Regions from separate parts of the Homo sapiens genome. Here all the other regions are linked to region 2. The links are chromatin contacts, found by Hi-C or POLR2A ChIA-PET in ENCODE. All regions are on one chromosome and are shown on one strand. Each heading gives the region's core, a stretch centred on a gene start or an enhancer-like site at or near the end of the contact. The rest is flanking DNA. Distances are from core to core; before and after follow the strand shown.

The links. Hi-C counts contacts between places; a loop is a spot of excess contacts on that map. ChIA-PET counts read pairs that join two places held with the same protein, here RNA polymerase II (POLR2A). Pooled maps may share reads with other maps.
Region 1: a loop to region 2 is called in a pooled map, with 2.1 times the contacts of the local background. The contact joins two enhancer-like sites. A Hi-C loop is called at or near these places in 4 of 168 maps with a recorded cell type or tissue (GM12878, PC-3, chondrocyte and 1 more), 2 of 37 single-sample maps with no recorded cell type and 5 of 50 pooled maps. POLR2A ChIA-PET finds 5 or more read pairs at or near these places in 3 of 52 experiments (AG04449, Caco-2 and endothelial cell of umbilical vein).
Region 3: a pooled map shows a loop between it and region 2 (2.3-fold over the local background). The contact joins two enhancer-like sites. A Hi-C loop is called at or near these places in 2 of 168 maps with a recorded cell type or tissue (PC-3 and posterior vena cava), 2 of 37 single-sample maps with no recorded cell type and 3 of 50 pooled maps. POLR2A ChIA-PET finds 5 or more read pairs at or near these places in 1 of 52 experiments (HEK293T).
Region 4: a loop to region 2 is called in a pooled map, with 2.3 times the contacts of the local background. The contact joins the promoter of LINC01998 here to the enhancer-like site in region 2. A Hi-C loop is called at or near these places in 1 of 168 maps with a recorded cell type or tissue (PC-3), 2 of 37 single-sample maps with no recorded cell type and 3 of 50 pooled maps. POLR2A ChIA-PET finds 5 or more read pairs at or near these places in 3 of 52 experiments (AG04450, Panc1 and activated CD4-positive, alpha-beta T cell).

What each region holds. Positions count from the first base shown.
Region 1 is chr3:150,168,280-150,172,795 of GRCh38, forward strand. No RefSeq gene overlaps it. Among named protein-coding and RNA genes, the nearest start is that of LINC01213, 68 kb to the right of the region's middle. Within about 2 kb of position 3,017, at least 2 of the 41 ENCODE cell types and tissues checked have a DNase peak (open chromatin) inside an H3K27ac peak, as active enhancers do.
Region 2 is chr3:150,113,173-150,117,384 of GRCh38, forward strand. All of the region lies in intron 1 of LOC105374313 (a long non-coding RNA gene), which reads left to right. Among named protein-coding and RNA genes, the nearest start is that of LINC01998, 33 kb to the left of the region's middle. Within about 2 kb of position 1,884, at least 2 of the 41 ENCODE cell types and tissues checked have a DNase peak (open chromatin) inside an H3K27ac peak, as active enhancers do.
Region 3 is chr3:150,059,778-150,063,891 of GRCh38, forward strand. No RefSeq gene overlaps it. Among named protein-coding and RNA genes, the nearest start is that of LINC01998, 20 kb to the right of the region's middle. Within about 2 kb of position 1,674, at least 4 of the 41 ENCODE cell types and tissues checked have a DNase peak (open chromatin) inside an H3K27ac peak, as active enhancers do.
Region 4 is chr3:150,078,958-150,083,609 of GRCh38, forward strand. It overlaps LINC01998 (long intergenic non-protein coding RNA 1998), which reads right to left and starts at 2,857. Exons shown (of 3, transcript NR_183737.1): 1 at 2,729-2,857; 2 at 1,976-2,048; 3 at 1-424.

The DNA.
Region 1 (4,516 bases), core at 1,767-4,266, 56 kb after region 2:
TCTATAAGATAGAAACCAATCAGCTGCTCAAGAGTTGTGCAGCCATTCCTGGTGCGGAGGTTAAAGAGAATTTTTCTCTTCAATCCTCAAATTTTCAGGTAGGAACAGACAGATCCAATCACATGAAACCTCAATGAGTTGACATCCTCTTAAGAAAACCAAGTACTCTAACGTGAGCACCTTGGGTCAGCATAAGCGTGAACCAAAAAGAGTATCTCAGGCAGTGCCTGGCATCAGGACCACTCTAACATACCCACATGTAGGTAACTGAGGCTCCATATAAATAAAAAGTGCTGTGTAAGTGACTGCCAGGATATTGCTAGTCTAGTGAGCTAATCTTTTTTCTTTTTTTCAACTATTTCTCTCCTAAAAATAAAAAAAGAAAAAAAGAAAAAAGAAAACAAAAACCTTAAGATCCAGACAACTGGGTCAAAAGATGTGTTCTCTTTTACCTAATAGGGAAACTTGCCTTTGCTTTCTTAGCTTAAATCATCTGAGAACGTTGGGAGTGACAGGGACCTTGGAGATCATCTAGGTTATTCTCCACATGTCACCAAGCCAGAAAGCTCTGGAAATTGGCTGCCTCCATGGGACAGTCATCGCAGACTTTGCCAAAGCAAAAGTGCTGATGTCACTCATCATACTAGCAGTTGGCTGCTAAGTGATTAAGATAAAAGGGGCCAAGCTAGTGAAAGCTTGTGGGGGTAAGGAAGGAGGGCACAATGTGACTTACATGCAAGAAGAGTTTGTATAATGGAAAGAGTACTGGGCTTTTATTGACTATGTGACCTTGGGCATTAATCTCCTTGGATTTTCCTCACCTACAATAAATAATCTAAGCAGTTAACACTTACTGTGTTCTTAGTACTTCATATGAACTGTTCATGTTGAAACTTCACAATAATCTATCAGCCAGGGCCTACTATTTTCTCCATTTACAGATGAGAAAACTGAGGCACAACGAGGTTAAGTTACTTGCCCAAGGCCACTCAATCAAATTCAGGCAGTCCAACTTCAGAGTCTGAGCTTTGTCAACTGAGAGGGTCAAAGAGATGAATGCTAAAGACCCTTTGCACCTGTGCTATTAATTTTTCCCTCCTGTTAAATTGGGATAATAATAAAGTTGTTGCCAAGATTATGAGATAATGCAGGTTAAGTCCTTAGCGCAGTGCCTGAAGCATAAGTGCTCAGTAAATGTCAGCTATTACTATTGTTCATACTTGTACTCTTGCCATTAACATTTTATGGAACAAATCACTTCTGTCATCTCAACAGCTGCCTGAGTGCACAGTTATTCCAACTAAACTGATTAATAAATTCAAACAACGAGTCAATTTAATCATAAAATCAAGCAAGCCTGAATTGATGCTGGAGTGAATTGCCTAGTTAGTCTTAAGCGGTGCTGTCTGATAGAACTTTCTGTGATAATGAAAATGCTCTATATGTGTGCTGTCTGATACAGTAGCCAGTAGCTGCACGCGCCTCCTGAGCACTTGAAATGTGACTTGAATGTGACTTGAAAGTGACTCAGCACTTTCAGTGCCTGAGGCACTGAAAATTTAATATATTTAATTTTACTTAATTTACATTTTTATTTTAGTCACCTCATGTGGCTAGTGGCTGCCATGTTGGTCAGTTCAGGCAAAGCCTAGATGGCAGCCAGAAACCCTTGGTGAGGGGACGCCAAGGTGTCAGGCACAAGAAGGAAATCCAGGAACTCTCTGGCCACAACTGTTTTGTTAACAGATGTCTTAAAGAATCACAAATATTCTAATGCTGGGGGTTCCCTCCCCCTGGTATGTGGGAATGTATATTTTGGGGGAGAGGGCAGGAAAGAAGACAATTCCACTTTCCTCACCAGGATGCCCCCAGTGAATTCTCAGTAGATTTTAATTCCTTATTGTTGTTAAAAATCATTTTGGGCATTTGGTTTTCTCTTCTTGTGTTACTTTGCTGAGAATGATGGTTTCCAGTTTCATCCATGTCCCTGCAAAGGACATAAACTCATCCTTTTTTATGGGTGCATAGTATTCCATGTATACCTATGTAACAAACCTGCACGTTGTGCACATGTACCCCAGAACTTAAAGTATGATAATTAAAAAAAATGATTTTGGGGAGAAGATAGTTTATACCTATGCAATGTGACAGCACCATGACAACACATCTTTCAAATGCTCGATTTTAGTATGTGCAGAAACTAAAATGTGATTTTAAGTCACATTGTAGCTTGAGTGTTTAATTAAGAAAAAGGTTACCAAAATGGATGATTAAAGAATCTTGGATTTGGAGTTTATTTCATAAATGTGTCCATTACAAATTGTCATCTTAAGGAGCCACCCATATATCCTCAGAACACAGGTATGACATTGTGCCTTGCCTTTTGGAATGACTGACTTTGGATCAAGAGAGAAGGGGCAGCCAGAAAGGTGGTAGCAATGTTGATTCTAGCTCTCACTCTGGTCCTCCAAGGATCCTGGGTTTTTTTTTGGTTTTTTTTTTTTTTAAAAAAAAAAGAAAGAAAGAAAAAATTTCCTGATGATAGGAGGACATCAGTGAGCACCTTGGGTTCTAAGCATGTGACTACTGTCCTAGTACAAATTATTAGGCCCGGTATCATATTCTGGTTCTAAATATTTTCAGCAATGAAGGAAGACCCCCCCTCCTCTGCCAACTGCCCCCGCACCACCAGCATTGGTTGGGTGAATAATTCAATGGCTGCCAAAATTTGCAGAAAACAAAACTGAAACCTAATGAGGCTTGCTTGTGTTAAACCAATGTTTAAATGATAGTAATTAAGAGAGTTTTCATATAGAAAAGGCTTTGTTTAGATTGAAACGTTAAAAGCCACCACCAGAAACACGAGGGTCTCATGCATAAAGGATTCTCTTTTTGCTGTCTCAAGATCACACCAGCCAGTGTTGATTGGTGAATGCTAGCACAGTGCCCTGCCCTGGCGTTTGCTCTATGCCACCACTGCCCTGTGGAGTTCACCACAAAGAGTGCCTTGCACCAGGGCTATAGCCTCTCAGGCTGTCTGCAGACAGACACCAGGCCATCTGCCCTCTCGCCTTCCACCCAAACACAGCTGCTGGGCTCCATCCCAGCTTCAGCCATCTGGAGGAGGAACAAAGGCTCCCCTCTCCTCACCCTCCTCCTGGCTGCTGAAGGGGACTGGGGAATCTTGGCATATTCAGCCTCAGTGAAGAAAGGAAAATGGAAGAAGCAGCAAGATCTAGCTACTAGTGGCAGGCAGTTCTTCCTCTCTGGTTGACAGAGTCCCTGACACCCTTCATTCATTCCCCAAACATGGGTTGAGTGTCAAGTCCTGGACCAGGCTCAGGGGACTTGAGAATGAGACACAGCCCTTGGCCTCCAGAGGCTCACACTCTGGTCAGGGCAATGAATGTGTGCACAGCCAAGTCTACTGGAAAGGGATGCTCAACCCAGATGGAGGGAGTCAGAGCAGTTGTCCCACAGGAGGTGATATCAGGCCTAACATCTGAAAACAAGTCTGTACTATGTGCCAGAAAATCAAATGGGGAAAGGCTGGCCCATGTGGTGAGGTGAGAAGTAGGAACAGGAGGTGATGAAGAGAGCCAGATTCTAGAGGACATTGATGCCCAGCAGAAAACAAGTGGTAGGTAGTGCAAGGCTATGAGCGCAGGAGGCAGATCAGTGATTCCAGAACATTCTTCAGGTGATACAGAAGAGAAGGGCTTTGAGGCAATAAGATCAATTAAGAGTGTCACAGTAATCCAGAGGAGAAACACTGGTAGCTGAAAAAAGCTATGGTACAGACAAAGAGATGAATTTGAAAGAGAAATCTTTACTAAAACTCTTAGCTGTAAACTCTCCAGGCCAATTTGCAAGTAATTTTGACGCTCTCAGTAAGCCCTGCAAAGGACAAGCTCAAAACTACTCTTCAGTATGTCTGGACCCTCTTCTCAAACAGGAAAAAGTTTGACTGTAGGAATAGCTGTTGTCTGAATGGCCCCAAGAGCCACTGGGCAGCTACAGATGGGGTAACATGGCACTTAAGGCTACTCTCAAAAAGGATATGTGCAAGAGGTATCTGATTCTCTGAAATGGCCCAAATCCCAACTTACAGCATTTGCCTATGATACTCATTCCACTTGGGTCCTCAAAGCCATCAGGAGAGACTTCCTTCCAAAGACAGGTTGTTCAGCTCGTTGCAGTCAGCTCTTTGCTTTTGGCCTGACTAGGAGAAATGCCAGGGCAGTGAAGAGCAGCCTCAAGGGTCAAGAAGAATGTCAGCCACGACATCTTCCCTCCTCTCCTCTCCACAGGGGCAGATGCTGCCCACAGGCTCTGCATGCCAGAGGCCACTGGACTGCTAGTTTCTTTCTTCAATCAAAGGGAAAGAAGGCTGCTGTTGTTTGAATGTCTCTGTCTCCTCCAAAATTCATATAGAAACTTAATCCCCCAAAGCCATAGTATTAAGAGGTGGAGCATTTAGGAAGAGATTAGGTCATGAGGACTCTTCAGTTGTTAA
Region 2 (4,212 bases), core at 634-3,133:
ACAATAATGTACTGTAAATGTATATTAAATGTGTTTTCTCTATCTTATGGTATTCTTAGTAACATTTTATTTTCTCTAGCTTATTTGTAAGAATACAGTATATAATATATACCACATACAAAATACATGTTAATCAACTGTTTATGTTATCAGTAAGGCTTCCAGTCAATAGTAGGCTATTTCAAATCCATGTTCATTAACCCAGAAATCATACCAAAAACAATGTCATCAATATCATACCCTGTCCCTATCCTCTATAGGAGAAATAAACTCCCCTTTCCCTGAAAATAAAAATCTAATCTGCTGAAAATTAAATGATAGGTTTTGTACCATAGTGGTAGTATCAAGGGGTGAAACATACATTGACATATCAGTCAATATACCTGTCCCCCTGCATTGTAATTATTTGCTGATTGCCTGTCTTTCCTGTGAGACTGTCAGCTTCTGAAGGACAGAGACAAGGCTTGTTTGATAACTCTCTGGCACATAATAGGCGTTTCGATATACACATGTTGAATGTATCATTGCTTCATCAGATGTGTTAAGTGTGAACCAACCTCACTAAGTTATTAAGCACCTACTTGGGATAAGGCTGCAGGTTGGATACTTTGGATATATAAAGATGAGTAAAGTTTGTTCTCTGCCTTCAAAGGCAATCATTATAGCAGGATGTCCTTGTCAAGTTCCTATCCCCTTGACCACCCCCTTCCCTTCACAGGTGGGAAGTCCCCTAGAGGCTATAACTTCTAGCATTTTTTGACCTGAAGGCATTCTTTAGCTTTAGAGCAGCTCAGTGCCTTATAGGTGGATTGTAAGTGCCAGAGACTTAGTCTCCAGAACAACTCACCACCGATGAAGGTGGCAGTTCCTTGCTCTTCAGTAGGACACTGAGCATGTTCCACTCAGACTCAGAGCATTCCCAATGGTGCTGAGCCCTCTTTGCTCATAGCAGTAATCTGCTCATTAAAGCACTCTTTTTTTGGCTTTTTCTCCATTCTTGGTCTCACTTCCTACTCCCTCACAGTGTTTCCTGGGATCTCCTCCTGAATAAATTCTCATACCCAAATCCTTTACTCAGGGCCTGCTTTCAGGAGCATCATTAGAACTGAGCAGGATAAGACAGGCCAAGAGAATGCAGAGGAGGAGGGGATTAATTCTAGCTGGAGAAGACTTGGCATTATTTGAATTGGGTTTGGGTGGGTGCAGTGAGTGCAAAGGAGAGATGCTTCAGGCACAGAGGAGCTGAAGCACACAGAGTGCTCAAGGAAATGTAAGCAATTAGGTCTGGAAGGAATGTGGGTAGGGGGGCATCTCAGACTCTCCTGGAAGGTACTCCAGAGCCCCGTGCATCCCAGCAAGGAGCCAGATTTCTCCTGCTCCTTTCATCCTAAACTTCAGCTCAAGTTACTCACCCTTCTTATACTGGGACTCTGAAATGTCCACATAGTCCCCTTTTGGTAGGAAAATCTAAATACAGAAAAGGACACGGCTACTGCATGTAATCTGTGAGAGCAGCCGTAAGAAATCACTGACCAACCCACTATCTTTTTTAAGCATGGTTCTTTCTTTCTGTCTCTAGATTTTAATTCACATTTTCTGAGTTCCCATGACATACTCTGCGTTAGTATTTTGCTATTTCTAAGAGCTTATATTCTAAATACAGTCTCCACAACTCAATCTAGACAAGAAACTTCCTTGCCTTCTGTTAGAGGCTAATCTTTAATTTTTTTAAAAAGGAATAGTGTGTCAGAAGATCAAAGAAAATGACCCGAGTTTACTCTACATTGGAGTCCACTCTATTACCCACAAGCAAGTACAATGTGTATGTATAATCTCACTCATTCTCTCTCCCCTTGTCCTGAAAATCATTTCCCTCTCATGAACTGTTCTGATGAGTCATTTCATCTCCAGTACTGACTCAATTATACACTCTCGCCATGATCAACAACTGCTAAATTGGTTGTAAACCCCAGAATGGGAGCTGAAAAACCAAAAACTAGAGGTGTGGCAGGAGGACAGGAGTGGAATAATTTGGTCATTTTCCCAGCAGAGGAAAGTTGGTTTAGGAAAGACAAAATGAGTACTTCTGGAATAGGTATACAATATTGGAAAATAACAGAGAAATTAAAGAAGTTATTAAAGCTCACAAGAGGATTTGGTGAGAGAACACTACTCATTTCAGCTCAGCATGAGCCAGTTTGCATTATTATGTTTTGCTCTATACTTAGTCTTGGAGAAAGCCACAAATTACAATGGTTAAATAAAGCTTTAGAAAATGGAAAATAGCAACATTGCAAGTACAGAACGCTACTGGGGTAGAGCACCCTCCAAACTGGGGTGGCTGTAGTGAACTTCTAAAATCCCTCCCTCGTTCTCCCACCCCCAGGAATTTCAGCCATGTCCTTTATAAATCCCCATTACTGTAATATTGTTTGTGTAATAAATACAGCTTTGTTTAGTTTTTAAACTCGGAATTTCTACCAAAGGCTGGGAGAGAAAGAAAGCTGCTGGGTTACCTGCAGGTTGAGTATTTTGGGAAGAGATTAATTTGAGGCATACCTGGATCCAGAAGGGAATGATGATGATAACATTTATTGAGCTCTTTGTATGTCTGAGACATACTCTATAGATGTATTATGTGTTAACTAACGTAGCCTCATAACAACCTTATGAGATAGTACTGTTCCTATCCCATTTTATATATGAGGAGACTGGAGCACACAAAGGCTAAGTAATTGGCCCAAGGTCACATGGCTGGTGAGTGGCAGAACCAGGATTTAGTCTGGCTCCAGAGCCTGTCTTCTTAATGACCATACTGTAATGCCTCAGAGACATAAATATTTGTGTCCTCCAAATTCATATGTTGAAACCCCATCCCTCAATGTGATAGTATTTGAAGACGTAGCCTTTGGTAGATAGGTTTAGATGAGACCACAAAGGCAGATTCTCCATGATAGGATTAGTGCCCTTATAAAAAGGAGAGGAAACCAGAGCACACTCCCTACCCCCACCATGTGAGGACAACCATCGGCAAACAGGGAAGAGGGCCCTCACCAGAAACTGAATCTGTCTGCACCTTGATCTTAGACTTCCAGCCACCAGAACTGTGAGAAATAAATATCTGTTGTATGAACTACCCACTCTATGGTATTTTGTTACAGTAGCCTGAACAGATTGAGACAGACCACCAAGCTGTTATTATACAATTAAGCTTTTACTCAGGAATTCTAGGAAGAGGCATTTTAGCTCAGATCCAGGAATTTATTTCGGGTGCTTCTCTGCTACTTTGCTTCCTGCAGGATGGGGCTGAGTCACAGAGCCCACTGGGCCCAATGGTCGTGGAGAATAGATTCAAGACCAGGAGCCACACTTCCATGGGAAACTGAGTAAACTGAAGCTTGGTAAATTTGAGATTATCGGTGGGCCAGCCTATTTGGGTAGAGTGTGTTCCAAAGTGAAACAGCAGTTATGAGCTAGACTTGCAGCAGTTTGAATCTGGATGGGAGTGTTGAATGAGGAGGAGGGATGAGCCAGTGGTACTAAGAAGACCCCTCTCACCTCATTCCCAGAGAGGTGGTACACATCAAGATCTATGCTACATATAAGGAGATGTATATTGAAGTGGCTCAGCATGTCCCTCTCAGATTTTCAGAGTCCCAGTCCCAACTGGGTTTAACTCCAACTCAGTTTTTTTTAGGTTGAGTGCATATTTAGTGGCATAAATGCAGCACAACTTACTCAACTCTTTTTCATTGAAAGACATTCACTTTGTTACCAAATTTTTGCCCGAAGAACAATGCTATCATAATATCTCAATGCACATATGTTCTTAAGTATGGATAATTTTACTTCTAGGGAATAGATTCCAAGAAGTGGGGTTTTTAGGAGAAAGAATATTTTTAATTTGTAAGGTATTTTCAGGTTTGCTTTCTAAATAGGTTCTAGCAAATCACTCTCCATGGCTACTGTAGGGGCATATTTGCCTTTCTTCTTGCAGCATTCTTTCCAAGTTTAGGGCATTCTTCTCAAGGAGATGCCAGAGACTCACTTTACCAACATTCCCTGCAGCTTGAGTGTGGACATGTGACCTAGGTCCTGCTATTCAGACACCACAAAACTTCACTGTAATGAGGCAAAGACACAGGCCTGCACAGAATCCAAACTGGTGAGCGGACTGGAGATACTTCCAGCTTTCAGACACAGCAGTGGCAG
Region 3 (4,114 bases), core at 424-2,923, 54 kb before region 2:
CAGCGTCAGAGTTTGCCTGCCACCAACCCCACTCATCTTTAATAATAAATTAATATAGATCTCAAAGCCCAAAGAGTAAACGTCCCCTAGCGGGCCTCAGTGGCAAAGTACAAAGTAAAGTACACCAGTAATTTTTTTAGCATGAATCAACAGCTCAGCAGTTCTGGGCTCAATTGGGCCCACAATGAGTACTTTCTCTTGTCATTTAATAGGCTTGGCCTTGAGTCAACAGCTTCTGAATAGTGCTGTTAATTAGATTGGCTGTTTCTATTTCAGTTGTTCAAAGCTTTCAGAATGCTAAAAAATATTCGTAAACCTTTGTCTGCTGCCAAGGTAAAGATATTTACCTGGGAAAGGAGTGCCATATGTAACCTGCCCTGATTTGAACTCACCCTCCCTTATACGACTGTCCTTGGGAAAAGCCTAAGAGAGTTCATTTTTTAACAGATTCCAGTGGTGGTCATTATTTCTTGACCAGAGATTGCTCCCTGGAGGCAGAAGTCACTGGGAGGCAGCTACAAAGTGCTGCAGAGGGTTCAGTAATCCCTAATCATGGAGACCAGTTACAAAGGCCTTCATTAAATTATTAACCTCTGCAACAACAGAAAGAACTATTTTCATTTTTATAAGAATGGTAGGCAAGGGTCAGGTCATAAAAGCCTAGAGATGTCATGCTAAGGAAGTCAGATTGGATACTGCAGAGAACTGTTAAAGAAGGGGAGTGACACTCAAATATGCATTAAGAAAGTCCATCAAGCAACAGGATAAATGAGAAGGAGGGCAGGAGGTCTTTAGAACAGTCTGGGAGAGAGACGATGGGGTCCTGGTTTTAGGCTGTGACTATGGGAGAACCCACAGAGGGTAGGTTCAAAAGAGAGGAGTCAACAATAACCCATATTGCTACATAAATCATAGGTTGAAATGAACATTTCAGAGTAAAATGCCAAAACTAAACAAGGCTTTCCTTGGAAGGAATGGGAAAGATTGAGAATCATGATGAAATACAGCATTAAGCTAAAAGCAGTGACACCTCAGGGGTAGGAAGGATGATGATTGTAGTTCGGGGGACTTTAGTCCTCACTCCACTCTTGGTATAGAAAATCGAGGTTTTCCCAATATTGTGAAAGTTACCATGTAAATGCAGCTTCCAGCCTCCTTCTCTATTTCCAAACATATGAGTACCTTAAACCCCTCCATTATAGAAATTCTGGATCTTCTCTTACCACTAACCATCATATAAGATGCTGCATGTTTTCGCAACAAGCATGTGCTCTTCGAAATAATCTCTATTTCGAAGCCAAGATCAGTGACCCCAGCTTCTTTGCTTAACTATAAATTAAACAGTCCTTCTGTTTTATAATTATTACTGCAAACATGTAAAATATCCAGATGGGCTACCTCTTGAAACAAAGAACAAAAAATGGCTTTTTCAATGTAGGGTGTCAACTGCAAAGAAACAACCCCATAGAGAAGCACTCATGCTTTAGCTACGACAAACTGTTTCCAAATCAGAGGCTGAGACAACCATCTTAAATATAGAAATCTCTGCACCAGCAGTGTCCTTTCTGCCCTCTCAAAGCCTGCCAGGACTTGGAGGCTGTGTCATAGATCAGTGCCACCCACAACCAAAGGGCTGAGGACTTCTGGTAATTGTTGAAGCTTCACCAATTGTTTCCAAGGCATATCAGGTCTTGGAGCGACAAGTGAGATTCCCTTTGAATCATCTCCCCTTTCACTCCGGCCAGTTCAGAAGTTGCCAACCAGCTGCTGCCTCATCTCCCTATGGCAGCCACCTGACACCACTTTGGGCTTTATGCCTGTACCACTGGAACTCAGTGGCAAAATCAGATCCAACTCAGCATTATCATGGGCACTGCAGAAGTGGTCTGTTCTCAAGTTTTAGATGTTCCTTTGTGTTTGGCGTTCCTTCCTCCTGGCTGTCTCCCTGACCTACTCTCTGAGCCGGCCTGTATCTTCTAACCTATTCATTGAATACCTACCACAACAAACTAGACTCTCTGTGGGGGCTCTAAGATGCACAGGGCATGGTTCCTACCCTCAGGGACTTGAAAAACCAGCTGGAGAGAGAGAGGAATATGCACAGCAATACTAAGCAGCAACAACATTCTCTTAAAGGCACACATTTTTTTTTTCAATGTTCTCTGGTCTCTCCATGTGTCTGTGTGGATATGAGTGCCAAATCAGAGGTATGATGTGAAAAAATGGTATTTATCTGTGGAGGTTACAGATCATTGCTTGTGAGGTTCATGGGAAAAGCGTGGACAAATTTGGATAGTGTATACATGGCTGGGTGTATCAGGAATACAAAACCCCCACAGGCTGGGACAGAATACCTTTCACTACCCAGATTCGTTTCATTCATATAAATTTTACCTGAGGTTAGTTTTTAATTTTTTGGGTAGCTAGACTGTGGGATCATGAAAGGAATTTCCAGGAAACTAGGTAAATGTAGGTGAGATATGAAACAAATGTTTTACTTCAGTGTAAACCTAAACAATAGAGTCCTAATAAACTCTGTTTTTAGGTTTTTGTCCCTCCCCTGCAAGGTAGCAAAGGAGTGAAACCAGGAAAAGGATGAGTGGAACCCCCACGGCATCTTCCAGGCCTCTGGTTTTTCTTCATCCACTGATCTCTCCACAGAGAAGAAATTATATTTAAGGTCCCAGTGAAACTTGACCCTAACTAAAGCATTCTGTTCAGAAGTTTCAACCCCTAAGGGAGAAAAAGCTGTTCCAAAGGGCCGATCTTACTTTTTGTTGGAAGCTTCTGAGCTCTGTCTGTCCAAAGAACATTCTGCTGATGAGTCACAACAGACGATTAGTTAGGACTGCTTGGTTTTTTAGGAAACAGGCATTGTACAAAGTGTAAGGATCTCTCTGGCAGTTGGGATTTCTGCTTTCAGTTTGCTAACACTGAGTTCCTCTCTGTCGCGATCAAAAAAGTCGAGCCCTTCTGTGACTCCAAGCACCACTGAGTATTTGTTCACAGGCCTGTATGTGGCTTGGAGGAGAGAAAGCTGCTAGGAGACAGGTCTGGGCCAAACTGCAAGGCTGATTAGCAGGAAAACAGACTCTATCCTTATACATACTGACGAGTGAATTGAAATTTCTCGGCTCATTTACTCCAGTAATTTGGACTGGGGCTGGATCATTGCCCTTGGTGGTCTTTAAATTTTTCCTCTGTCCTTGTGTGATTTGTTGTATAGCAGTGGACTACAGCATAGGGCTTCGGAATCAGACAGACATGAATTCCAACCCTAAATCTCTTTGCCTACTTTGGGAGGGATTCTTAATTTCTGTAAGCCTCAGTTTCTTCATCTATAAAATGGGAATAATAACAGCACCTAGGGTTACCGTGAGGATTAATCCCAGTAAAGTATATGAATGCCTAGCCCATTGCCTAATCCACCATGGGTGCTCAATAGTTTATTTTCCTCCCTGGTTCTAGCTTTGCCACTTAATAGCTGTGAGACTTTTAACAAGTCATTTCAATGTTCCTGGTCATGATTTTCCTCATCTTTAAATTGGGTAGGAGGAGAACACACCAGTAATACCCGCTCACTGGGATGTTCTGAACTGTGCCTGGACAAATATGCTTGTGGCCATGGGCAACTATCCCAGTGAGACCTGCCTGATGGCTTGATGGCCAGCTTCACAGTTGTTTTCCCTGTTGGATGGTAGAGTGTCAGCTGTATGTCTGAGAGGTCAGGGAGGGTCTCTTCCCAGAGTTGGGACAAGCCTGTAGGTGTACTCCTGGTAGATGGACATCTTGAATCCAAATTGTAAATATTTTATTTCCTTGGGGAGTCTTTCATTTGTCTCTTTTTCCTCTGCCACTGCTGCTATTTTAATTATTTTAATCCAGGCTCTTCTCATCCCAGATATGAACAGCAGCAGTAAAACTGATCTTTTTGCTTTCTGCCTTCAGATGAGTCTTTCAAAGATTCCAATTACCTTTAGTCATTTTATTGCTCAAAAGCTCAACAGCCCCATCATTTCCTGGATAAACTGAAGACCCCTCAGCCTGGTATTTAAGACCCTCTAATCTGGCCCACTTTATCTTACTTCCTACTATACGCCTCACAAACTCCCCA
Region 4 (4,652 bases), core at 1,607-4,106, 33 kb before region 2:
GTGTTTTCTCTCTAGCCGGGCCTGGGCCTCATCCTCAGCTCCAGTCTCCGCCTCAAAATTTCTCCTGCCTCAGGCTCTGGGTCACTCCTTCTGGGCCAGAGGTCTGGGGAGCAGAGCATGGGAGTGAAGAGGAACCTGTGAGCCGGAAGGAGGAAGGCAACCCAGGAGGCCTGGTCTGTACTGCCAGGGCCTGGTAACCAGCAGAGTGTGGGAGAGATGTGTGCTCTACATCACCGGTGGTGTCATGGAAACCTGCTGACACCGCAGTTCATACTTCTGTGCAGTGAGATGGAGATGATGTTATTCACTTGAATGCCAGCCAGGCTGGGCCACACAGGCAGGCCTGGTCACGGCTGTTTGAATCATTAGGCCCCACAGACATAGGGGACATGAGCTTTGTAATGGCCCACAAAATGTTTGAGATCTGAAAATATATATATATAGATTACAACAACAGAAAAGTAAATCATAAAATAAAGATAAATGTCTAATTAAATGTCTGCAAACTGTAATACCATATCATCTAGTCAGCCACAAGTCAACTCATGTAAATAATATTTAATGTGGAATGTGGGTGGATTTCTGTGTGAGTTAATATGCTTGCAATGATCTGAAACTGATATTGGTGCACAGGGGCTGCTCCCTTGGAGGAAGCTGGTTGTGGGGGCAGGATTACATATGTTAGAGGATTTGGATAGAGGGGAAGGCCATGGATAGGCACCAGGGACCCTTAAAAAGGGCAGAGTGAGACAAAGGGGGCGGTATCCAAGATACCCACATATTCCCCAAAGTGAACCCCTCCTCAGGGCCCTGCAAATCTTTTGTAAAATTCCAAAAAACCCAGTTGGTTCAATTGAGTTTCTTGCAGAAGCCATCAAAGGGAGTAGGTGGGAGACTGAGGAGGAAGGTTTGCCTCTCTCAGTATCTCTACAACAGAAACTGCCTCTGTCTACTTCTGCCTGAATGTCCAGTACCTTGTAGTTCAAGCAGCCTCGCTCTCAACGCAAGAATCTCTTAATGGGTGTTCTGCTTTCATTTCTGCTTCTGTTCAATCTTCTCTCCACAAAACAGAAACACTGACCTCTTAAAAATCAGCAATCAGATCCCTTAGGACTCCCACTTAGAAGAAACGTCCACCTCCTTCTTCTGGTTACAAAGCCCTGTGTGATCTGGCCCCTTCCGGCTGCTCATCCCCCATAGCCACCCTTTCTCTCCTGAGTGCAACTAATCTCAGCCACTCAGGCCTCCCTTGTCTTTGAAATGTGCGCAGCTCAGCCTGGCCTCAAAGCTTTGGCCCTGGTGGTTCCCTTTGCCAGGAACCCCTCCTCCAGATTTACAGGCTGCCAAGCTGGCCATCCAGGCCTCAGCCAGCAGCCACCTTCAAGGGAAGACTTCCCTAACCCCCAAGGGGAAATTCACTACATCTCAGGAGCTCACAGGACCCTGTTTCACTTTCTTCATCAAACTTTTCACTATCTGAAAATCTCTTTTCTTGCATTGAATTCCTCCCTTTCGTTTGTTTGCCTCTCACCCACTGGAATTTAAATTCTGCCACAACAGGAACTTGCCTGTGTTTTGCACCATTGTGTTGTTGTTATTGCCTATAATAATGCCTGGGATGTAGTAGGAGGTCAGTAAGTACTTGTTGAAAGAATGAGCTAAAAAAATGAATAAATAGGGCTGAACTGACATGGCCCACAGGAGTGCAGAAATCATGGAGATACCTTGAGGTCCTGAGGTTGGGGATAAACTAATTTTTACCTAATCTGCAAGTAGTCTCCAAGTAACATCTGGTTTACATGTGTATTTAATTATACCCTATCTTGTTTCAGAAAAATTTGTCATTTTCAACGATACATATACTGCAATAATTTATTTTTAAATAGTGAATATGGGGAGGAAATAAGTGTTGAAAAAACAAGATGAAATGGGGAAAAGATTAGTAATTAAACTAATATCACAAAGTTCTTTTTACCTTGCCAGAAGTGGATTGCAAATTGAACATGGAACTTCTTAATAACCAGTGATAGCTTATCTATACCAAAGTCCTTAAAAAAGAGAAGATAGAAAATGCAAAATTTTCCTTATAGAATTTTTACCTGTTGGCCATGAAACATAACAACTATGTATAAAATGAGAAGTGTTCTCAATTAATGTTACTAATCTTAGTTATAGCACTAAATTTGGTTTGCCATCAATTAATATTTATCGAACATGTGCACTCAAAGAGTTTACACATTCCAACAAACTTATGTGTCTTCTTCACATCCTGCTCAAGTCAGCTGGCAGGATTCAGACCAATTCAAAACATTTCCAAGGAGCACAACCTGCAGCAAGTAGAGTTGGCAGCTCCCTTGGGTGACGCGTGTCTGACTTAGCTTACTTCTAATTGGCAGAAAATTCTTACTTGAGTTAACGTACAGGCTCCTTAATATTACTGAGGCTCATTTTCTTCATGCTGCCTTCTCAGCCCTCTTCTCTAGAATAAAGCCCCTCCATTGGTTTAATTTTTTCCAAAATTTATATGTTTCCCCAAACTTTGGTCTCTTTGTTTCTGTCTTTGGAGTTTTTCATGTTCTCTCTTTCACACACATGCACACACACACACTTTTGAAAGATAGTCTAATAGCACAGTGTTGAAAGTATAAGCCATGAAATACTGACCGAGTTGCTTTGCATTTTTGTGCCTCTGTTCTTTGTTGCAATTGGGGGTGATAATTTCACCTACCTTTCAGGGTGGCTGTGAGGATTAAATGCATTTGTACACGCCTGTAATCCCAGCACTTTGGGAGGCCGAGGCGGGCGGATCACGAGGTCAGGAGATCGAGACCATTAGCCGGGCGTGGTGGTGGGCGCCTGTAATCCCAGCTACTCGGGAGGCTGAGGCAGGAGAATGGCATGAACCCAAGAGGCGGAGCTTGCAGTGAGCCGGGATAGCGCCACTGCAGTCCAGCTTGGGCGAAAGAGTGAGACTCCGTCTCAAAAAAAAAAAAAAAAAAAAAAAAATGCATTTGTATATGTAAAGTGCTTAGAATATAGCCTGGTGCGTGGCAAGCACTATGTGAGCATTAGTGATGATTATGATTACATGCCATTCCCCTTTAAAATGGCCCTCCCCCCTACTTTCCAGAAACTGTGCCCCTTGGCAGAAACTGTGTTTATTCTTGCTGTCTCCAATCTCCACATCTCTGAACATGCCTGGAATTTCCTTCCACCCTTCTTTGTTTGAAGAACTCCTACTCATCCTTCACAACTAATCTTAGATGTCTCCCCCTGCAGAAAGCCTTTCTTGGCCGGGCACAGTGGCTCACGCCTGTAATCCCAGCACTTTGGGAGGCCAAGGCAGGCAGATCACGAGGTCAGGAGATCGAAACCATCCTGGCTAACACGGTGAAACCCCGTCTCTACTAAAAATACAAAAAATTTGCCGGGTGTGGTGGCGGGTGCCTGTAGTCCCAGCTACTCAGGAGGCTGAGGCAGGAGAATGGCATGAACCCAGGAGGCGGAGTTGGCAGTGAGCTGAGACCACGCCACTGCACTCCAGCCTGGGTGACAGAGCGAGACTCCGTCTCAAAAAAAAAAAAAAAAAAAAAAAGAGCCTTTCTTAATTGACACTGCCTCCCCTGGGCTCTCCTAGCAGCCGGTGCATACTTCTAGATCACAGGACTCAGAACACTGTGAGGTGTTATCTGTTTACTTGTCTGTCTCCGCAAAGGACTGTTGGGACAAGAGCCAGGACATATTGGTTGCTATATAGTGGTTGCTCTGTTCAATGCTGGTTGAACTAAAATGAGTACAGAACTGATTCCGTGGGGGAAAAAAAGCAACCAACAAAATGACAGCATCACATTCTCATATATATCATACTTAAACAATCCAGTATCATGCTTGCTTTTCTGGCTGGGACTAAAAGAAACTACTTATTTTTATTCTTTGTCATTTAAACAAATTGAGATTTAACTCATCGTTGCAGATGAAGCCTTATTTCTCTTGCAAAATGAAAACCATTTCAGGGAAGTGGTATAAAGTGTTGGACAGAACCCTTTACTGGTCACTGGATTTGAGCCCCACTACTGCCCCTCCTAGTTGTGAGATTTGGTGCAAATTAGTGAATCTTCCTGGACTTCAGTTTTCTCATCTGTAAAATGGGTATTGTGGTACCTGCCTTGTCTCCCTCTCACATTTCTTGTGAAGATCAGATGTAATGGTAGATGTGAACGTGCTTTTACAATACTAGATCACACCTCTGTAGATGTGAGATAATGTATTATTTGGAAAGAAATCTTGGAGTTAGACACCTATTCCAATAAGGGGTAGGGAACTATTCTAGCTGCAAGGTTAACTGTAGATATTAGTCCTTCTGAATCAAGATTCAACTGTAAAGCAATTTATATTCATTAGATGTTAAGAGATGTCCCAATATATTTCACATAAATGGCACTGTTTTGAGAGGCAGGGTGTGTCTCTGCAGGCTTGTTCAGTGTTCCTAGGGAAGAGGATAACTATGTAACTTCATCAAGGGGATGTGGGGGCAGGGCTGGACAGTAGAGGCAAATGCCAGGGTGCACACTCCAAACACAGGGCTGTGCCAATTATGACTATTTTTACATGACCACTGAACTCTGAAAACTTACCATATAACAATTTGTCAG